Linked DNA regions of Homo sapiens: all the other regions are linked to region 1. Evidence: chromatin loops called from intact Hi-C (ENCODE). Cell type or tissue: A673. All regions are shown on one strand. Region 1 has its middle 18 kb from the start of LINC01878. Region 2 has its middle 49 kb from the start of LINC01878. Region 3 has its middle 34 kb from the start of MIR4776-1.

Region 1 (8,000 bases):
ACTGGGATTACAGGCATGAGCCACCATGCCAGGCCTATTTGTTCCCCTTTTACTGTTCATGATTTGCAAAGGCCTTTGAGAACAAATTTAATCACACTAACCACCAATAAGTTAGAATGAAAGTAATGCCTCTTCTGCAGAGATTAAAGTAAGAGCTCATGGAGCAAACAGGGTAAGCCACTCTATGATCTGCATGCAAAAGTGTCTCAGAGTAGGAATAGTGAAAGCACAGAAACACTCTTCTGGTAAAGAATTAGAAAGCCACTGGACCAGAAGCCAGACTTGGGCTCAGTGGAAAATGCTAACTCAAGAGGCAATATGCTGACTAGGAGTAAAATGTTCTCACCTTCTATGCTGATTAAATTATACCCAATTGCCAGAGACTGACTAAATTGTCATGTGATCAAGGAATTCTGTAGTATTGGATATTGCGTGGTATTTAAATAAGTGGGTCATCTGCTGGGGTGCAGAAATCTCATTAAAGCTTTTCACTGGAATGGTATTTTTGTAACTGAATTAGACTTTTATTACACCCAAGCAGTTCAGCTAGCATTGTCTCCCTTGTATAAAATAACTCCCTTTCTCAAACTATACAAATTCTTTTCCTCATCTTTCAAGGTTCATCTCCAGTCCCATTTTCTCCTCAAATACTCCCCTTGAAATTCCATTCCATGTTGTCAGAATTGTTCTTACAATTCGTGGTTGCACTTTCAGTACAGTTTTCTTTGACTTTTTCCACATCTAATTGTGACATGTACATGCACATGTAGTTTTCAAAAATTTGCTATGAGAGAGGGATGAGATGGGAAACTCCCTTGAACTTTTTATGTGCTATGCACTTTTGCATCATATTTAATCTTCACAGGTATTCCCTATGGTATGTATTCATATTTCCATTTTTCAGATGAGAAAATAGAATTCCAGAGATACTATATGCCTTGCTTTATTACACAGCTACTTAAGTGGCATCCTGGGATTCAAGCTCAAGTTAATTTTATTTCAAAGTCACTCATCATAATATCTTTCCAAAGACTGCTCTCTATGCATTTTGTGTTACAGAAATTGCATTTAGGAATTTGAATCTGTGATATCAGCACCACTGTCACCACTAAAGTGGAAGGAAAGATCATGGGCTTCAGGGAAAGAAAACTAGAGCTCTAATCCTGGTTCTACCACGCTAAACACCAGTCTCTTCTCTAAGTAATACATACAAAGCCTATGCAACTACCAAAAGAGGCACCAGTCTGGAAGAAGTGCATTAATGCATGCATTTTCAGAAGTACTCTTTACATAGTACTCACGTTGGGCTTTAGAGTAAAATCTGGTTTTGAAGATAGGATCTGCAACTCCTGGACCATGCTAACATCAGCAAGTTATTTAATTTCTTTAAAACACATATCCTCATCTGTAAAATGTATTTAATAATCACCACCTCAATGGATCATTAGAAGGATTAAATGAGGTTAAATACGAAAAGCTTTTAGCATATTTCTGGTCCATAGTAAGTGCTTCATCAAACTATCATTTGTACTCATTCCCACTGGATTAATAGAAATTAGGCATATATGCTAAGAGTACACTAATCATTGTGAATAAACATAAAAACTGATTAAATCCAAACCAAAAGTTTAGAAAATATAAAACTATTATTTTAATGTCCTTTAGTCTCGGTATCTGATATTCAGCAGGTCCAATACCAGAGTACTATTAGGTGATACTATAATACACAGCTGTGCAGCCAAAAGTATTTTTGAAAGTTTAAAAGAAAAAAAAATCACCTTTTCCTGAATTGACTAGAAAATACATTTATCTTATAAAGTTATCTCAGTCACTTTTTGTTTCATCACAAAATTTGGTAAAATTATGTGTAAGGGGCACTGAAACTCAAGTAATAAACACACACACATTTTAAGATTTCTGTATATTAGCCAAGATAATAAAAACACAATTATGATGATTTATTTTCTCTTTTGTCTGCATTAAGCAATAATAATAAAGCTAGACAGATCTAATCTCAGTAGAACTGACTCCGGTAAAAATGATGAACATAGACTTTATCTGTCTTGATAAGAATATTTTTAAAAAATTCTTTATATTTGTGCATAATTGTTTATATTGTGTGCATAATTGTTTATGCACAATTATTAGCGAACTTACAGCATAGATGCCTGTTTTCTACTAATCCAGTAGGAATGAGTACAAATGATAGTTTTACAAAGCACTTACTGTGGGCCAGCAGTATGCCAAAAGAAAACACATTATTTTTAGAGATGTTCCCATGTCAACATGTGCTCTAACATTTCTACAGAGATTTACAGTTGAAGTTTTCAGAGCCTTTGCATATGACATTATATTGTGGACCCTTCTCCAGGGAAGAAATATATCAATATTTTTAAAGATTGCTTAAACAAATCAGAAGTACCTAAAGGATGCAGATTCGACTGACTTAAATCTCATCCCAAAAGCTTGTATACTTTTTTGCAAGAACCTCATTTGAATGCTGGCCTATCAAGTCAAGCACAGCTATTTCGAGGGAAAATATAAAGGACCGCAGGAGTTAAATCTGCTGTTCATTAACATGAAAGGAAATTTCTTGCCCCATTTAACTAATATCTTAGTTGGTACAGTGTGACGAACAAATTTTAGTTGCTAAAATCTATTATACCTGCTTTAAATTGCATCTCCCTGTAGCCAGAGGCTCAATAGTTGGTTAAATTCAATTTGAGTTGCCACAGGCTGTTAATGAGTAGGTTTTCTATTTATTCTCTTAATTGTTCTTTATCTAAATTATCACTGATGATGAAATCTTACATGCACTACATTCCCACATAATCAGAAGGTCTAAATAATTTTTCCCCTTCAGGATAATGATATGGAACTAAAGGCTCATAAAAATCTTTAGGGATGGTTTGTTTTGTGTTTTTATATGTGCAACATTTAATTGCAAATTAAACAATTCCACTTGAACCTTGGTAGCATTAACAAAATATGGAAATAATAAATGAACAGAAAGTTATAATTACTAAGCCTATAGTAGGTGCCTAACAAATATATAAATATGTGCTGATTAAGTATCATAGTTGATTTCCAGCATTAGAAAGCCCTGCAAAACTTTTAAAACTCACAAGTTTTCTGTCTCAAGTACATCTTTGTAGATAATGTGTTATGTATATGACATGAATGTTGGAATTTCATTCTTAAATTAGTTACTGAGTTTATGATACAATAGCCACAGTAAAAATGAAAACAATGAATTGGGAGGGAAAATAGAATGTTCATCTATACCTATCACTTCCAGCAGAGGTCTCTAGAGAGCAACTAAAGTTATGGAAATAAGGGATATATGTTCAGTAATTTAAATAGAAAATTTAACTCTTCAGCTTCATGTGAGCCCTTTCTTTTCACCCACGCCCCTTTCTCTTTTGATGTCTGTGCTCCTTCATCAGATAAAAGACTGTCTAAAAAACTGATCAGAAGTAGACACAAGAGAACAGGTTAATCCCAAGTGCACCGGTGTAATGTGTCACAAAACAGACAATGTAATTATCTCAGCAGCCTGTTTAACCAGCTAATTCGGCAGCTTTGCATACCAGGGGTGAGCTCATCTGTTCACTAGATAACCAGCCAGGACATTTTTCACCAAGATCACTACAGTTTTACAAAAGCTTGTAAAAGCCTAAGGATTTAGTGTTTCATTGAATGTGATTTAAGAGCTTTTTGCAATCTTTTATTTATAGGGAAGCAACAGACTAACAAAAAGAGGAAAATGCAGATGAGTATTGTACAAGGCTCAAAAGATGAAGTCAATGATGTAAATATCCATATGTGTTCACTGAAAATGAAATATCTCTCTCTTTACTGGGAATCTCGACTTACAGAAAAGTGATTTTGAGGGCAAAGACTTCTAAGCCCAGTTTTGCTTTTCTTAGAAGTACATTTCTTTGCCATTGAACACATTCTTCATTTTGCTACAATAACACTCTTTTGGGGAATCAGTGTGAGCATTAGAGTCACATTGACTCGGACTTGAATTCTGGTTCTTCATCCTTTTTGTCTTCTTGATCTTGGGCAAGTTAGCTCCACAATTTCCTAATCTTTAAAATACTAATAATACATATTGCATGGTTACTGAGGGGCTTAAGTCATGTCAGGAAAATGCTTGGCACAAAGAGATAGCTAAATAAATAGTAAATACTATTACATGAGACACACACATATATGTATATATATAAAATATTGTATATACACACATACAGGCACATATATATATATACGTTTATATATACAAGTCAGTAACAAAAATTAACCAAAAACTCAGGAAACATATATTGTTACAAATTTTTTCCTTAAAATGACTATCCACTGATCTCAGTGACAAAACCATGTCCAGCAACTAGCACAGGGCCCCAAGTGCTTAATAATATTTGTTGAATGAAATAAACATAACAGACTAGGGGAAGAAAATCACTGAAGAATATATAAAATTAGCCAAAAATATTGACAATATTTTAAAGTAGTGTGTTTTCCTATTCAATATTTTCAGTAAATTAAACTTTGAAATCAAAGGACAGTAATTTCTATGTATAATAGCTTAGATGGAGCTTACACCTGTGATGTCACATGTCTCATCATTTGACATAGTTAAATGGCAATAGTGGCAGGAGAGTCCAAGTCTTAGACAATAATAAAAATAGCTTTGAAGGTGAGGGAAAGAAAAAGGAAGGTTCTGATTGAAAGTAAAGTCTGCAGAAGGGCCTGTTATTACACCAAAGTGACAAGAAAAGCACAAATGAATTACATCTGAGGTGCAATATGCCAAAGTATATGGCATGGGAAAACTCCATAGCCAGGGGGATGGCCAGGAAATAGATTTAAGAAAAAGCCAACCACCATCTCCTAGGTTCATGTGAAATAGCTTCAACAGCAAGTTCAAAGCCAGGGAAAAACAAAGGCTCTCTGCCTTTAGCTTCCATTCTACTACCAACAGAGACTGTTCACACATCAGCCAAAATGCAACTTGGATTTTGCTGCTCCCCTTCTCTAAAACCTCCTGTAACCCTGCTATGATTGACCTCTCTACTTCTCTTAATTTATTTCAAAGCACTCTTCCCTTGACGTGCTCCACTGAGACCATATTGGCCTCACTGCCATCTTTTGACAATAGCCTGAGGCATTTCTACCTACTATTAGCTGTCAGGAAGTCTATTCCTCTGACGTCTACAAGGCTTGCTTCCTCACCCCACTTCCTTCAGGTCCCTGCTCACATTTTACCCCTCACAAAGGCCTTTGCTGACCGCCCTTTCTAAAACTCCAACTCCAGTCACTCTCTGGTTTTTAATGCTGCTTAATTTTTTTCATAGCACTCACTGGACCTCAGTTTTCTTTATTTATTTGCTCATAAATATACTCTCTATTATCCCACTGGAATTTTAGCTCAGGGAGGCCAGGAGTTTATTTTCTTCCCTGGTCTATCCCCTGTGCCCAGAAGTCTCTGGCACATAACAGTGACTTGGTACACATATTTGTCAAATGAATGGTGGGAAAGGAGGACAGTAGCTGAATGTCTGTGTTGCCACCACATTTTATTCAATCTAGTTCCATATTGTATCGTAATTATGAATTTCTATGACCTGGTGCCACCCTTAGTTTGTCAATTCCTTTAAGTAGTATGGGGTCTTCATCTTTGACTAAAGCATCTGGCACCCTGTGGGTCTTAAGAAAATAGTTGTCTAGCAAACAAAAATTTTAAAAATGAACAAAAAGCACTAAATAGTGAACTTTGGAAGTTTTTTAAAAGTTGAGAATCATAGTGTATTTCCAAAAGTAAACACATTACGGTAATATTATGATGTAAGAAGTCCAGTAACAGATATCTTTGTCTCAGCCATTAATGAAAAGTTTCGGGCACAGACTTCATGTTGTGCAATTTTCAATACACATCAAGAAGTGTCTCATTATTATTATTCTTAACTTACAGGTGGGAAACCTGAAGAAAACACTTGTTAAGAATCCGGCCCAGAATTACAAAGCTAATAAGTGCCAGGACTTGAACCCCAGTCAGAGTAACCACTCTCTCGGAGTCCTACTCTTTAGACTGACCTTCTTGTATTTCAAATATAATTTTCCCCATTGCCTTTTATTATTAATACCATTGCCCATTTCTCTCTTTTAACAATCAAGTTAATATCACTAAATTTAAAACTTAATATATTGCAAAGTTTTGTTTGAATACCAAACTCTTAAAACATTTTAAATAATAAATGTGTATCTCCCCAAAAGGGGGAATAGATTAACGAAGGTTAATGTTGTCCTTGGGGTGGTAGAATTTAAATTTCATGAGTCTCTTATGCCTATTTAAAAGACAAAATAAATGTTACCATACTTTAGTAAAACCTGCATTTCAAGGCACTTCTATGATTTATGAATTTCTCTCCTGTAGAGAACAAGTGATACATAGCTAGAGTTTAATTCATTCCAACTCATCACATGTATTTTGTTACTCTATATCACCTTTCTAAATCAATAGGCAGCTGACATTGAGTACATGTATTTGGATTTGAAAAGGGACAAAAATTAGACTGTGAACTATTCCTTGTACAGGATTCTGTTAACATATTTTTATATAGTATCAGGTCAAACACCTTAACTCATTTTTTAAGACTCATTGCCCAATATTCTTCAGCTCCTGTATAATTTAGTCTCATACTGTGCTTGCAGGCAATATTAATTTGCATGGGTTAAAAAGGGTCACTAGTTTATTACTTAGTATCTGTATGGTCTTTGGCAAAGATAAAGTGTTATATAAATAGTGGCTGTGTGTCAAATTAAAAGTCCCTTCTTCAGAATCTTTATTTTTAAAGTTTTCTTAACTTTTTGTTATCAGGTTGATACGGTTTGGCTGTGTCCCCACCCAAATCTCATCTTGAATTCCCACGAGTTGTGGGAGGGATCCAGTGGGAAGTAATTGAATCATGAGGGCAGGTCTTTCCCGTGCTGTTCTTGTGATAGTGAATAAGTCTCACAAGACCCGATGGTTTTGAAAAATGAGAGTCTCCCTGCACAAGCTCTCTCTTTGCCTGCCGCCATCCATGTAAGATGTCTCCTTGCCTTCTGCGATGATTGTGAGGCCTTCCCAGCCATGTGGAAATGTAAGTCCAACTAAACCTCCTTTCTTTGTAAAAACCTAGTCTCTGGTATGTCTTTATCAGCAGTGTGAAAACGGACTAATACACAGGTCATTTATATAGTTTTATTCATAAAACTTGTCATTTTAAGGTACTTTTATTCACATATTTATTCATTTACTCAACAAATATTTATTGAGAGTCTATTATATTCAAGCTTTGTGCACGCACTGAGAATACAGTGGAAAAAACACAGACACAGAAAAACAATGTGCAAGGGCATTTTTGAATGCCATCATTATAAACTTGAATGAATAGTCAAGACTTCTTTGCATATATTGCACACAAGGCCAGGTCCTACAGTTAAAGGAAATGATGTAGTGCTTTGAAGGTTAAATCAATTCTCTCCACTAACTAGATTGCCACTTAAAAATATATATAAAATGCATATACATTAGCTATTCAAATACCTGTGCCTATGAATGATAAAAACAATAACTATTGTTGAAAAAACAATAACTATCATAATATAGGATATATTATATAGGATATATATATAGGTTGCTCAATATTTTGCTAAATTACTGAAGCAAATTGGAAATTTATTTCTACGGTGTTTTTAAAAAAGAAATTCTTTTCATCTTTTGGGTCATGGTTTAGATGTGTTTGGGATGAAAGGCAGAGAGATGGGTTAATTTTTGAACCAAAAATCATGGTATTCCAGGTAGAAGCAACCATAAGAGCTGTGGCAAGGAGTCCAGATGCCCAGCAGAGCAGCTAATTCCAATTGGTTAGGGCATAATGGTAGTGAAGAAGAAAAGTGGGAGATAACACTGAAATCACAGCATGGCAGGGGTGTTGACAGCTGTGCCAGGA
Region 2 (8,000 bases), 66 kb after region 1:
AGTTGTTTTAAATTACTGGTTTGATAATTTCAAAATCCCTGCTATATCTGAGTCTGGTTCTGAGCTTGTTCTGTCTCTGCAAACTGTGTTTTTTTTTTTTTTCCTTTTATTATGCCTTGTAGTTTTTTGTTGAAAGCGGGACATGATGTACTAGGTAAAAGGAACTGTAGTAAATAATCTTTTAGTTATATGGTAGTAAGGTATGGTGGGAGGAGAAGCATACTATAGTCCTGTGATTAGGTCTCAGTCATATAATGAGGCTGTATTGCTGGGCTGTAATCTTCACAAGTGCTTCTAAGTTTTGCCCCCACTTAGTGGGACAGGATGGCTTAGAGGGGGCTGGAGTTGGGTACTTCCCTTCTTTGATGTCAGTTAGGTGCTGATAAAACCCCAGTAGATTAGGTTCCAGCAAAATAGTTTCTCTTGAGGGCAGCATGTGTTAGGAATAACAGAATTATCTGAGCATATTTCACAATGGCTGCTTTTTCCCTCTCCATGCAGAAAGGATAGGGAATATTTCTTTCCTTTTTACTGTGAGAACCTGGTAGAGCTCCTGAAAGTAGAACCTAGAAAACATGGGGCTCACCTAAAACTGGGCTCTCCTGGAGTTTTTAGCATTCAGGTTTGTTCATACTGAGCCTTCAGCAATTAGCCAATTACAGTTTAAGTTTTCCTCTCTTGACCCAGCTCCCACAAGGTTTATTCTCCTTTAAGTTGTGCTTCTCTGTATTTGCCAGTCTGTTCCCAATTCGGGGGATAATGGTTTGCCCTGTGTTCTCAATTCTCTGAGGGATCTAAGATTTGTTGCCTTTCAGTTTATTCAGTATTTTAACTGTTAGAATGGAGTGATGACTTCCAAGCTTCTTACGTGCTGAACCAAAACTGGAACTCCCGTCTAGCACGTTTTGAAGTGGCCCAGAGAACTGAAACACATTGCACTGTAAGCTACAGCTCCCACTAAACAATTTTTATTGTCTATTTTTATTCCTTAACATTATCTACTCTTTATAGTTTATGCTTTTTAAAAAACTTTTGGTTAAGAAATTGGTCTACTTTCCCATCAACTATCTTTGGTTAGAACTTTACATTGACTACCCCTTCTGGTAATACTGCCCCCCATATGACAAATCAAAGTATGGGTTTACTCCAGGCTGCCCTGACTCTCTGTCTTTGCATCCTTTCCCCAGCTATAGTGTGGCATATTCCTGGGGTAGAAGCCCTTCTGCCAGGCTGCATGCTGCAGGAGGTACATGCAAAGTAAACAAGACAAAATGAACATCATCACACATTCAGCTTCATTACATGAACGGGAAATTGAAAGCAACATTTCCATCACATTTTCTCAATAATCAATGCCATGGAATTTTAATAATGAAAGATAGAGATTAGTACATTGTGATGTAGAGTGTTTTCAGGGAACTAGGATATTGCCTGAAAATAAATAGCATTGAACATTTCCTCACTGTTAAGTTTATGCTAGGTCCTCTTATGTCTCGCTTATCATAATTCTCTGAAGCAGGTTCCTTTGAAAAAGGCTCCATTCTTATCCCATCCTTTGTTACACTCTCTCCATGTTTTCATAGACCGTAAACTCGCTAATGCATACACATGGCAGGGACCAAGTCTCATCTCAGTGCATCTTGTGTCACGGTGTACCCATCAATCCACTGTGCACTGAAAAAAGACTACAGCCCTACAACCTCTTTACTCGGGTTTTGTGCATGCTGCTTAATTTCACTGCATCTGTCAAGCCGTTCTTTATCGAAGAGTCTAACAGCCTTTGAGTGCACGGTGCTCTATCACTTATGTAGGGGTTATATTGATCTTTCTGGTGTGTGCTCTAAAGTGGCTGGCATCAAAAGCCAGTGAGGCAGCCAGTTTGAGCAGTATGGGCCATTTACAAACTTCAGGATGAGATGTTGCAGGATGCCAGGGAAAACATTTTTGTTTTTCCAGAGGGAACCATAGTTCATGAAATGTGGTTAATGTACCATGTTTGTATACCCTTAAAATCATTTTATAACCACACTGAGTGCCTCTAAACATTAAATATATTTTATAAGTAGTTGGTTAACTAGCTGTTGTATGCTTTAAATAGTAAATAAAATGGAAAGGCACTAAACAGTGACTATATTTCATAGAGTAAGATGCTTTTCCAGCCACTCAATAATTCTCAATGTTAAGAAAAATTGATTTTAGAGGCTGAGTGCCTCTAAAAATTAGCATCTTATCTTCCTACAGGGGATGATATTCAGTTAGTCTCCTTTCTTCCAGCTTTTGACTTAATGGTCTCTAAGGGTCCCTCCTTTCTGAAAAATTCTGTAGGTTATGTTGGATTATAATTTGGGCATATATGTAATTAACTGGGCAAAATATAAATCAGGAAGCAGTTCCATCTTGGCTTTTTTTGAATCTTAATTGCAAAAGAACTAGCTCTTCACACACTAACCATTCCATAACTCCCATCTCTTCTCTCTCCACCAAAGACTGCATAGAGTCCAAGCACTGCATAGAGACACCTATAGCAAATTAAATCATTTTCCTAATTCTTTAGCAACTCTGGCCTTTAAGGAAGTCATATTGCCAATATTGAGACTTTTAAGATAAATAGAGTAATAGCTGACAGCATCACAAAAGTTGAGAACTGAAGTACTCAGATACTCCACAGTTATGGAAAACTGTGTTAAAAGAAGATGCAACTCTTAGTCCTGCCTAAACCACAACCAGCTGGGTGACCCTTGAGATGTCACAGGGCATCCTTGAGTAATCTGTTATAACCTCGGTAATGTAACTCATCAGTCAAATGCATAGTTTGAGCTAGATTCCAGAACCTGGCAGCAGGATAATCTCCATGGGTTCCTTTTAGATCTAATAATTTATAAATTACTTCTAGCTGTTTATCTCATTCTGAAGAACCATGTGTCTCAAGTGTTCTCAACAGTTCCACAGCAGTGGGTGGCTGGCATGTTGAAGCCTGAGGAAGAACAGATAAGCATCAAACTTCCTGGGTACATATGCTTATACTTAGAAAGAATGCAAAGAGTGAACAAAATTCTTCTCAGATACACCCTCAAAATTCCCACTGATGTCATTAGGAACTATGTGGGATTAGATGAGTATGCGTTGCTGATTTGAGTCAAATCCAGCAGTGAGCTGGCACTGATTTTTCCAGGTTAGAATGATGTTGCTTCCTGGTTCACAGACTTGAGAAAGATGTGGCAAAAAGCAAAACCCCAGGATACTATAGATTATAATTTGGGCACATATGTAATTAATTGGGCAAAGATCTCTGAGGTGGCGGTATTGCATCAATTGCCATTGTATCCCTAGCATCCAATCAATAGCAGTTGATCAGTGAACATCTGTGGAGCTAAACTGAATCCCATAAACAAATGCAGCATAGCAGACAAAAAATGTAAACTGTCTAAAATGAAAATCCAAGAAGGCTGAGGCAGCACTCAAAATGAGCCCTCTAGTCAATAGTGTTATAACAGAAATGCCACGAAAATCATAATCTCCCAAAAAAGGAATCATTTCGCTGATTGGATTCAATCCAGAATTTGCTTTTCCAGCCAAAAAGCAGAGTAGGGTCCCACCCTTCCTCCCAACACAAATACATCCTCAAATACAGAGAAGTAAGGCAAAGGACACAGACAATGTCACCTTACTACTGAAGTAAACAATAGTAATTAACAATAGATGGCTTACCTTGTGCCAGCTACTCTTCCAAAAGCTCTATGGGTATTATCTAATTTAAATCTCACTACAGTCCTCTTAGGTAGACATTGTTATTGCCATTTTATATTATAGTTAAGGAAAAACATGCACCAGTGTTTTGAAAAACCTCAAAGTCTGGGCAATTTAGAAGACAGATGACTGACTCTGTAGCAATAGTCACTATAGATAGCTCTGTATTTAAAATCTGAACTTCTAGTGGTCTACCACTATACAAATAAAAATATTCTCCAATTAATGTAAAACTCCATGATGTGAGAAAGCATTATAGAAAAGAACAATATGAAACACAGGAAATGAGTCAGCAAACCAGAAGTCCAAAATGATGTGGCCAGGAAAAGAAACAATTACCATAGCCACAGTTGGAGAAAGATTTTATCTGTCCCATTGGGTATGATCTCACTATGTATAATCCCAGTGATTAGGATATGTGTATATTCGTAACTTTTGATGCACTAGAGAATTAAATAGGCCAATAATTTTGTATACAAAAGGGCATTTTTTTTCCATGGCTAGCCCTAGGCAAAATTGTAGACTATGATGGAGTAATGGGCTTATATATCAGATCTGGATATGAATTATGACTTTTACCAACTGGTCACAAGTCCCATGGCTGTCCTGACAGAGGTCCAGGACCCCTTCCTGAACAGCAACCATGGTAGCTCACTAGTATTTAATTTTTCCTCTTAACTGTGGAATGCAACCTCATGTTAATAAGACTTAGATAAAATAGGTGAGTAAACAGAGAGTAGACCCAACTTTTGAACGCCTCAGTGGTTATATCTACTTCTCCTATGTAGAAGACTAACCCTGATTATTAACTTATTCGATGTTTAGTCAACAGATGTTTGTTGAAACATACAATGTGTCAGAAACTGACTAGTATCTGGGGATAAATCTAGTGAGAAAGGTCTCTACAAACATTGCTAACAAGGGAGACTAACAAATATAGTGAAGCACTAATAAGTGCTAGGAGAAACGTAAAGGAGGCAGTGTGGCTTGGCAAGGAGTATGGTGATATCAGATATCAGATGATCATGAAAGGCACTGCGGAAATTACATTTAGCACAGAGCTGAAGGAGGTGAAGGACCAAGTCATGAAGATACTTAGGGAAAAGGGTGAAACCCTGATGTTTCAAGGTAGATGTATGTTGTCATATTCAATGAGTTTTAAGTAGCAGAAGGGTCAAGCTGGGAAAGGGTAGCTGGTTAGCTCAGATCAATCAGGTTTCATCCTTAGCCTTATAGGCCATAATAAGCATTTCGGTTTTTATTCTAAGAGAGATGAGAAACATGAAAAAATCGTATGATCCTTTAGGTTTTAAAAGGACCATTCTGGCTATGGGTTGAGAATGGGGAGGAGGCAGAGTGAAATGAAGGTGATAAGTTAGAAGACCATTGCAAATCCCAACTTTCTTTCAAGGCTTGGGCAAGGATGATTTTGCTGGAGGTGGTGAGAAAAGGTTGATTTGGGAGACATTTGGGATTAAAGCCTGGAGCTTTGCTGATGATTTGGATATGGGATGTGAGGAAAAGAAAGGATGCAAACATGACTAAGATTTTTGCCTGAGCAACCAGAATATTAACTAAATGATTATAGCATAATCTCAGTTTTCTTTCCTCAAAGACATCTGTTTAACTTTTCAGATTAGTTATGACACCACACAACTTATCACACACAAAAAAAGAAAAAGAAATTCTATCACATTATATCTAGCCTCCACTCCCTAACAGAAGTTGAGGTCATTTACAACATTAAAACCTAAATAAAGTCAAACAGTTGGAATAGAAATAAAAACACAAACAAATAGAAGTGAAAAATAGTAGGAAGACATAGAACCTAGGAAATATTCCCTACTTCTGTTTCTAGCTGAAAGAACAAGCTAAATTGCTTGAATTCCAGAACTTCAAATCAAGGAACATGTTTCCTCAGATGCTCCACCCAAACTGTAATAATTGCTTAAGCCCCACAAATCCAGAATTAACACAATTTGCTAAAGTAGGCTGGTGCCAGCCCGAAGGTATATCAGGGACAAACACTACAGAATGAGAGAAGAAAGGTCATTCACCAGGTTTGGGGCCATAAAGAATACACAATTGTCCACTTCCCTGCCTGCAGAGCCTGTCTCTTCCTTGCCAATTCCCTTTACCACGCATCCAATAAGCCCCGGTTTTCTGGGTGAAGTGTGCCTTTTTTCCCTAAGACTCTTGATTCCTCGAAGTTTTAAGTTTTTCTACCAACCCATTCTTCCTCAAATTAATAATACTGTGAGCTGAGACTCGTCTGTTCTGTGTGACCCCTTTTTGCCTCCCAGGGACTCTTACGCATATCCCTAAGACATAAAAGGAACCAGTTTGTCTTTCCTTTTCCTACTCGAAGGAATGTGTGAGAGTCATTTCTGTTGAGCCATTGCCCTGACACCTAATATTTTCATAAGGAATAAGCAAACTGTCAGGTTTAGTCAGACTCGACACTCCTCATAGGCAACTTCAGAATTTAAAGTCACCAGCACTAAGATTACTCACCTTTTCAAACAGTCTCTAATCTGAGCTCCATGTTTGGGAGTTGAACTAGGCTGGCACCATTGCTTTAAAGTCTTAATTATTTCAGCACAGGATGGTTATGGAGAGGCTTAGAAAGTACTATATAATTTCATCTGTTTAATAACATTTCAGGAACTGGAATCAAAAGAATGGTAATACTCTAGATTCCAGTGTCAATGTCAAACCTCCCATGGATGTGGTCTTACAATCTGGATCTGAGGAAGGGGTTAAAAGCATTTCAGATAAAGAAAAGAAACTTAGCCTTGCAGCCCACCTGGAACATCACCATCCCCTTAATGAGTAAACCTGGCAAATCTTTCCAATAAGGAAGAAAGTAGAAGCAGAGTCCTCAGTTCCCTTTCATACAACTTATGATACCAGAACCAGAAGGGCCAAGAGGAACAAGGCAGCCAGACGTACCATTCCTGAAATAAAAGTCAAAAAATGGAAACACAATAATCTCTTGAAACCCCTCCCACATATAAACACTGACCTGGGCGTGGAAATAAGAGGACACCTGTCTCCTCAGACTGGGCCACAGACACTGGCATGGAAATATCTTTGAAGGTAGTTCCCCACATCTGTCTTCTGAAAGCTATACATAGATATTTTCCTTAATGATAATTTTTATTGATCACTTATTGTGTGCCAGGAATTATATGATTTCTTTACTTGTAGGTCATGGTAACTTTAGGGAGTACCATTATTTCCCTTAAGATACACATTCCTTACCCACAGTAGATTTTCCTTCATTTAATTCTAAGTCTTGTTGATCCACATTGTTTTCCCAAGACTTCGAGAGTAACAACACTTGAGTGGTGAAGTTCAAAATATTTTAGACTAATGAAAATGACCTTGAGACAACATAATCTAAAGTTTGAGTTCTGACTTAACCTCTTAGTCTTATTTAGTAATGCTACATAAGTAATGCCCCTATTGCCTCCTAAATAGTTCATTTCATTTTAATCTTGTCCCCGTTCTGAAGCTGAGGCTGGATTAGAAAAATTGACTTGCTTCCATGAAGATGTCCAGTATAGATGTATAGGGCAGGCTACAATCCCATAATCAACAGGTTTGATGACTGGGAGACACCATGGGTGGGGCTAAAAGTCCTCTAAGAACCCAATGATCATTAGTGAGGAGAGACAACCCCCTTCCTCCAGCTCTTGGTGTTTGGATGTTTGAGCTGTCAAATGAGGATTCTTGGAGATTTTAATTATGCTTTGCATTTGAGGTCAGAAGCTGGGCTTTGTTCTTCCTTGTCACCCTATACCCTGCGCAGAGCCTGACATGCAGAAGATGCTCAGCCATGTTTTGGGAGAGAAGGGAGGGAGGTAAAAAAGAAGGGAATGACATATGGTTAAACACAGGACTAGATCAAAGAATATGCTTGCAAATAAATATTGCCCTGTGATATGTCTTCTGTTTTTAATCTTGAGGGATATTTTTTATTATTTCACTTTTTATTGTTTAAAAATTTTTTTCCTTTAATAGGAATAAACTATGAGAACAAATATTTGCCTTTTTATTTTATTTTTCATGTCTGCTTTATGGCAGCAAGCACAGGATTAGCAGAGGCTTTACAATATTTATGATTTGACTTACTTGCAATGAATATTATTTCATATTGATTGAACTTTAAGTTAAATAAAATTTTCATGCAAACTTTTTTTGCTTTTTAAAAAGCTTCTTCAGATTCTGAAGTTTAAATCTTGTCCCCA
Region 3 (8,000 bases), 110 kb after region 1:
TGCAGCAAACCACCATGGCACGTGTATACCTATGTAACAAACATGCACGTTCTGCACATGTATCCCAGAACTTAAAGTATAATTTTTTTAAAAAAGGATAAATTCTCATCTTTCATAATAAGGAATTTATAGGTAACGTATAAAACTAAAGAGCAAAGACATAGCAATAAAGCATGTTACTTGGAAATATAGAATTAAATACCAGAATGTGTAGCTCAAAGTGTTGCAAATGGTTGTCTTAGCTTATAGGGAAGTGAAATGGGATTGGATGTGTCAGGGTTCTGCTGCTTTTTATAGTAAACTCACTGTTGTTTTTGACTTTTAAAAACATATATACATATATATTATCTTTTCTAGCATGTATGTTTTACTTTTAACAAATTTTCATTTATCTATGGAAGCAATCTTCAAGCCTACAAATGTGCCAGGAAAACTTGATTTTTACCTTTGGATGCACTAAACTACAAACATTTTTATATTATATCTTAAAGTCAGAAAGAGAAACATACGTTTGAAAATAAAGTGATCATATAGAAGTTAGATCAGGCCGTCACGATGGCTCACAGCTGTAATTCCAGTACTTCGCAATGCCAAGGTGAGCAGATGGCTTGAGCCCAGGAGTTTGAGACTAGCCAGGGCAACATGGTGAAACCAAGTCTCTACAAAATATACAAAATTTACCCACAAAAAGCAAGTAGTTGGGCTTGGTGGCACGCGCCTGTAGTACCATCTACTCCAGTGGCTGGGGTGGGAGGATCACTTGAGCCCCTGAGGCAGAGGTTGCAGTGAATCTTAATCAAGCCACTTCACTCCAGCTTGGGTGACAGAGCAAGGCCCTGTCTCAAACAACAATAACAACAACAAAAGTTAGATCAGCAAACATGCTAGGTTTTTGTTGTGTTTTTTGTTTGTTTGTTTTTTAATGTTCACCAGTTGAAGTCTGAGTGATTAGGGAATCTTGAACCTGGATTTTGAACTATACTATCAACAGCTTTAACTCCTTCCTCTCTCACTTCCCCAGTAATCCAGTTTTATAAAATTTAGATGAGGTTAGAATCTGTCATTTGTTATAGAGTAATGATTTGGTTATTATTATGTATAATAATTTAATATTAATATTACTAAAAACTAATTTAATTTATAATAATTTAATTATTATTATTATTGTAGGGCCATGATCGCAGTCATTGTTTCTCCATGTTGTAAGTCACAGTTTGGGAATATGCAGGCTATTTGGATTTATTTAATCCTTCTGTGCCTTTCCCCATTGTGTGACTTCATGTGGCCTCCTTACCGGCCTAACTGGCCTTTACTGGGAAGCCTGTCAGTACAGCTACTATTTAATAACACTTGGGCTGTCAAAATTCTTTCCTTTGTCAGAAGGACACCCTCCCAACTCCCTACCCCCACATCCTTGGAATAATATGTTAGAATGACAGCAACTCATGATGGAGCATATGTGCTCTATATCCTTTTGTTTTTCTTCTATCAGCAACAGGTATGTCATTAATGCTCACAAAACTGTTTAATCCTTTAAGCCTTGGTAAATTACTTGTTAAAATTATCTCCTAAATGAGTGATTTCTGTACATTATTCAATACTACCAAAACATATTCAGTCATTATTTTTAAATTTATTCACAGGCAGTTTCATAAAGCCTTCTCTTGGCCTTTTATTCTATTGAGAAAGATTAAAAATAATGTAACCTAAAACAGTTCTTTTTTATTTGTTATTCATTTTAACCTCATCCCTAAATGAGACTTTGGCAATATAATCATCATCTAGTACATATTCAAAGTACACTCAAAATTTGGTGATTCCTTCACTAGCCATTGATCTAATTTAATCTATATTAAGGAGGGGAAGCTCTTACATTACATACTATTTCATGATGTCAAAAGATAATGGTTGATCACAGGAACCACACCCTTCCCCTCAAAGGAAGAAAATTAAGGAGAAGTTACTGTTTCTTTCATGTGCCCATTTTCTTTACAGGACACAACTGATAAAAGTTTTCCGGAAAATAAATGGCCAAACTGATACTTCTTATCTTTTGAAAATTTAGAATTCATAGATACTTTGATTACTACAATTAAAAATTATCTAAAAATTGAGCGATTGGGATAGGGTTTAGCAGGGGGATTAGAGTGAGGTTTGAGGGTCCAGCTGATGGAATGTAGGAAGAGTAACAGGAAATGACTGTGGCCCACCAAGACACACTGGAGGTTTGATGATTGCTTTACCAGCTACTGCTGAATATTAGAAGAACAAGAAGTTCCACTAACACAACCTAAGCTATTACTATAAACTTAAAAGAATTGTTTAAGACCGTGCAAGGCAAAGCAAAAAAAAAAGAAAACTATATAGTCAGAAAAGGCAATAATGGTAAGTGGAATTTACCAGATGGGATTTTTGCAGAGAAAAGAAAGAGGAGAACAAGAGAACATATAAAGCAAGAAAGGAAAAGAGCTTGTCAAGAGGCTTTTGTATGAAAAAGAAAAAACTGTAGATAGATAGCTTACTGTTTACAACTGTACATGCTTAAGAGACAACGGGCATATCTAAAATAAGAATTAACTTAAAACATCTGGGACCTGTTGTTATTATCTACAACATGTAGCTTTGACAGAGATATCAGAATATTAAACTACAGTAGTTCAGAGACCAGTGTCCCTTTAAGTAGTATTTGAAAATATACTTTAAGGGAGATCTACATCAAAATCTGATAATTTATCTGGTCTGGAATGCTCTCTTTGAAATTTACCTTATTAATAAATTACTAGCAAAATAAATTTTGTTTTCTGATATATATTGGGTATTTGTACCCTCCAAATCTCAAGTTGAATATAATCCCCAGGGTTGACGGTGGGGCCTGGTGGGAGTTGATTGGGTCCCATGGGGCAGATCCCTCATGAACAGCTTGGTGCCCTCCTCACAGTAATGAGTGAGTTCTCACTCTGACTTCACATGACATCTGGTATTTTAAGAGTGGGGCACGTTCCCCCTTCTCTCTCTTGTTCACTCCTGCCATGTGATACACCAGCTCCCCTTTTGCCTTCCTCCATGATTAGACGTTTCCTGAGGACTTACCAGAAGCTAGGCAGATGCTGATGCCATGCTTGTACAGCCTGCAGAACTGTGAGCCAAATAAACCTCTTGTCTTCACAAATTACCCAGCCTCAGGTATTTCTTTATAGCAACACATAACAGACTAACAGAGTTTTTTAAATTTTTGTTTAATAAAAAATTATTTAATTTATTAATTTAAATAATAGCTTATTTAAATTAATTATTAAATTTTATTGATTTCTAAAATTGTATTAATTTTTTCTAATGAGTATGCCCTGTATTCTATGGTGGCAACAAAACTTACCAGTATAATGAGTTCTTTAAGTTTCGATAGCCCTAATCAACTCTGATATGCTATTATCTCATGCAGGTTTCATTTTCCCATATTTATCCTTAATATCTATAGAGGTAGAGACTAACAGAATTCTCATGACACATCCAACATGGCGTAAGTTTTAGTTTGGAATTGCCTAATAAACAATATCTCACCAGAGTGCAAAAATTAAAGGTGACATATTACAATTTGAAAAACGTAAAACAAATGATTTTTAAAACTAGTTAAGCTACTTTTTAAAATCATAAAGTGATGTTTAATAATACATTGGGACAAAATAAAGGAAACTGCCTTGGGGGATTAAGAAAAAACAACACTACACTGCAAAGAGAAGCACAAATATAGACAAGCTTATGGAGAGTAACAGCCCACCATCTACTTATGCTTTTCACTTACAGCTCTATTATGCTCTTAATTGTGAGGTCTAGTAAGACCACAACTTGTTGATTGCCGAAACAGGAGGGCTACACATAGGATCATCATACAGTGCAGCACCACCTGGTGACAGAATGAATAAAAACCACACACACGAGAAAAGCTGATTAAATCGGCATGAATTCCATACTCAAAGATGGGGAAGCAGGAGTCAGGGAACTAAGGTAAAGGCATGTACACTCCCTCATATTTCTCTGTCACTCACATTGAATCCTAACAACCCTCTTCCAAATTAACTTTCTACACATCTCCATATTTTTGGAACATCCAACGGAAAAAAAAATCAGGTCTGTTTCCAATTGAAAAAAAAAAAAAATCAGGTCTGTTTACCTTTTGCAAGAGAAGCAGGTGTATCTTGAGCGAATCTTGACGCTTATAACATTTCCAAAGCTGTCTTCACGACCTCTTAGTACTCAAGAAGTCTTTTTATATTCTCTAGAATACTTCCTCTTTTTCTAAGAGAAAGAAAATAAAATCTAATATTTTAAAGATTTTTACCAACTGGAGCTAAAACTTGTTTTTAGAACTTATTTGTTATTTAATTTTATAATTGCCTGTATAACCCTTAATATGTATTACAGAGAAAGATGCCTAGGAAGTCAAAGAAATGCAATGGAATTGGATAAATTTAGTTATACCAAAGAACCTTCCAGACGAATCCACTAAGACTCAAACTACCTTCCAAAGATGCCAAATACAGTCATGGTTAGAGTATAGATCCATTCACAAACCATTTCATCAATATGAAGCAAGGGCAAGAAAAGGCTTTTTGGTTTTGATTTGGTTTAGTTTGCTACTACAAACTGTCCTGCCATCCTATGGGTATCTCATTTAGTTTGCTGTTTCAGAAAAGAACAATGAATTTTGTGCTTCAAAAGAGGCTTTTTGCCTGTTCTGTCCCTTTAAAGTCAATAGCTTTTTGAAATTGTCCTGCTGACCCCAAATAAAAAATTCTGAAAGAGATGCTCCTGACTCTTCAGAAACCCATTATGTGACAGGACTGACTGAGCTAATCCTGTGAGTGTTTTACTGCCCAGCAGAGATGTGGTGGCTTTGGTGGATTATTGTCTGGCTGCCCTAATGGAATTCCTCTGAGCCCAGTGGGAGATGGGGAACGATTTTCTGCTCCCAAGAAATTAACTGCTCTAAGTCTGCGGAATGCGGTAATTTTTTATTTCCTAAACAAACTCTTTCACCTGTTTCAGTTAACTTGTACAATGTCAGAAAAGCATGAGGGCTCAGAGGAGTGAAACTAACCTGATTTTATTCTTTCATTCAACTATTTATTAAACAGATACTGAGTGCCAAGTACTTTGCTAAGTAACTGAAAACTAATGAAAAATAAAAAAGAAGGCAGAACTATAAAGCGGGATCTGATATGGTAATACGTTATGTTTTTATTTGGTTTATGAAACGCTTTCTAACATGAAATTTCAGTAAGCTTAAAGGACAACCCTGTGAAAAAGGAAGCGTGGTTATTAATATCATTTTATAGATGAAGGTCACATAACTAGTAGGACACAGTGCCAGGAATAGGACTCAGGTCTTTCTTTCAATTCCCTCTTCCTCATATCATACCCCCTGACATTTCAATGCAGCCACTTTTGAAAGTGGAATATTTGAAAAATAGTCTATTATATTGGTTGTCCCACACAGCAAGTCTTCAGCACATAAATGAAACTGGCACTTCATTAACATAGGTTTCTAAAATTTAAGTCACTTGCCTAGAGTTGCCCCGCTCTTTTCAATCTAAAAATAATGGTAAGCTGGGTATAAATGTCTTCCTGTTTCAGTATTTTCAGAGAGCTCCATAACTAACACTTTTGCAAGAAATAACTTCTGAGTTATTCTGCTCTTTTCTTTCCCAGCAGTGAAACACATGGAAATAATCATGTTGATTAAATATTACAAGTAGAACTAGAGAATTTCATTGCCTCAAATCTGAACTAGGAATGGGAAGTTATTTTCTTATTTTAAGGTTCTTATGCTACAAAAGCAATAAATATACACCTGATTTTTTGGTAATGCATTCAAACTATGGAAAGTGATCTAGGGAAAACATGATTGAGGCCAGGTGCGTTGGCTCCTGCCTGTAATTCCAAGACTTTGGGAGGCTGAGGCAGGTGGATCACTTGAGATCAGGAGTTTGAGACCAGTCTGGCCAACATACTGAAACCCTGTCTCTACTAAAAATACAAAAATTAGTTGGGCATGGTGGCACACACCTGTATTCCTGGCTACTTGAGAGGCTGAGGCACAAGAATCGCTTGAACTTGGAAGGCGGAATTGCAGTGAGCCAAAATCATGCCACTGCACTCCAGCCTGGGTGACAGGTGATGAGTGAAACTCTGTCTTAAAAAAACAAAAAAAGCAAAGAAAAGAAAGAAAAAGAAAAACATGATTGTATCTCTTTACCCGGCCTACTTCACCTGGTCCAATTCACCTGACATAAATATTGTTAATCCTGTTAAACAGGTAAACACTATTTAGTGTAGATTATTCCAGAAGTTCATTTTATGTGCTAATTTTTTAACCTATGGTGATGACTCTATATATGATACCAATTTGCCTTTCTATGCTCACCCAACAGTACATGTGAACATATTTTTATGTTCATACACGTAGATTGTCCACATTTTAATAAATATTGAGTATTTCATAGTATTTATATACTATAATTTGTATTAACTATTTCCATTGATGTACTTTCAGCAATTTACAGCTTCTTGATTTCCCACGTCATAACAAATACCTCTGCTCATGTTTCTGTGCACATATATAAGCATTACTGCACAATAGATGCCTAGGAGTAAAGCTGCAGGTCAATATCTTTACAAATGGCATTTTGATTACTGAAATTACCCTCCAAAAAGCTTTACCCTATCATCTTATGCTGTGAGCAGCCTTGCATGTGATTGCCATCCTTTTAATGTTTGTAATCTGATGGCAAAAAATAATATTTCATTGTCACGTAATTTGCATCCATCTGATTAATAGTGACATAAGTGTCCCATCACATGAACAGCCTGATTTCCTTTTGGATAATTTTCTCTTCCCCATCTGATAGTCTGATGGCACTATTAATAAAGACGCCCTGCCTTCTTACCACATGCATACTGCAATGAGATTTGTATTCTCTACCAGATAAAATTCATTTGCTTTGTGATGAACAGGAGTCATTTGCTTTACGACGGACAGAAAACATCTACACCATTCCACAAGTTAACTTTCATCCCACGAAGTTGCTAAATAGACTGACCAAAGACAAAGTGCACACCCTCATAGAATCAGACAATCCCCAGAGAGTCTGCTAGACTACAACCAGATTGAAGGAATACGCAGTGATCTTTTTCTCTCCCATTTCAAATGTATTTCACAATATTAACTTTTGGGTCACTGTTCTCACCAACCCAGCCACCAGAGTCAGGTGGGTATTATGATAATACACATTAATCATGAATATAGTAGAAAGAAATGATTCCTAGTCTATATTCCACAAATGTACTAATTTACAGATTCTACAAATTTAGACATGTGCAAGACAATACAAATCAATTAGTTTTTGTAATATCCCTTAAAAAGTATAAAAGGAAAAAATTGTTTTAGTTTTATATTAAAAATGACTTTATGTAAGTAGCTTAATTTATTTTCATCTCTGTTATTAAAAATAATTGTCCTGTTTACCTCAGAGAGTTAGTGAAAAGGATTAACTAAGATAACATGTATGACTCTTTGAAATATATAAGTTACTTTACAAAGGCAAGTTGTTTTCACTGTAATTTAGTCATCTACTGGAGAAGACAAAGCAGGGAACTAGGAGTCAAGAGACCGGAATCCTAGTACTTTTTCTTCTATAAACTAGTCATTTAAATTTTGGTAAATGCAAAATGTTTGTTTATATGTAAAATAAGAGAATTAAAATATCTGATTTTTTCTGGTCTCAAATTGCAATTCTTATCACATTAATAGAAGATGATAGGGAAAACAGAAGGGTGATTGATTGATTGATAGAAAATCGACAAGCATTTATTGACTGCCTGTCCCTGTGATTTAACAATGAATTTAACCTGGATCTTGCCCTCAAGGAACTTAGCCTATTTTTAAATCCTTAGCCACAAATAGAATAGGCATTTGGGAAGAAGAAGACATTCACAGTAGGGCA

What was found. Hi-C counts contacts between places; a loop is a spot of excess contacts. Peaks named below come from ENCODE experiments on the same cell type or tissue, not always from the same donor. Only the 100,000 strongest peaks of a DNase experiment are listed, where the experiment ranks them.
Region 2: a loop joins it to region 1, with 2.5 times the contacts of the local background. A loop is called at or near these places in 2 of 110 quality-filtered maps.
Region 3: a loop joins it to region 1, with 8 times the contacts of the local background. A loop is called at or near these places in 32 of 110 quality-filtered maps.

The regions. Positions count from the first base shown.
Region 1 is chr2:212,773,816-212,781,815 of GRCh38, forward strand. No RefSeq gene overlaps it. Among named protein-coding and RNA genes, the nearest start is that of LINC01878, 18 kb to the right of the region's middle. In A673, a CTCF peak has its summit at 3,285 (motif pointing right); a DNase peak (open chromatin) is centred at 3,336; H3K27ac peaks cover 1,626 bases.
Region 2 is chr2:212,839,975-212,847,974 of GRCh38, forward strand. No RefSeq gene overlaps it. Among named protein-coding and RNA genes, the nearest start is that of LINC01878, 49 kb to the left of the region's middle. RefSeq lists enhancers at 3,458-4,657, 3,891-4,185. In A673, no CTCF peak of the experiment used is centred here; DNase peaks (open chromatin) are centred at 2,947 and 4,057; H3K27ac peaks cover 2,883 bases.
Region 3 is chr2:212,888,517-212,896,516 of GRCh38, forward strand. No RefSeq gene overlaps it. Among named protein-coding and RNA genes, the nearest start is that of MIR4776-1, 34 kb to the right of the region's middle. In A673, a CTCF peak has its summit at 3,898 (motif pointing left); DNase peaks (open chromatin) are centred at 3,895 and 4,885; H3K4me3 peaks cover 737 bases; H3K27ac peaks cover 2,007 bases.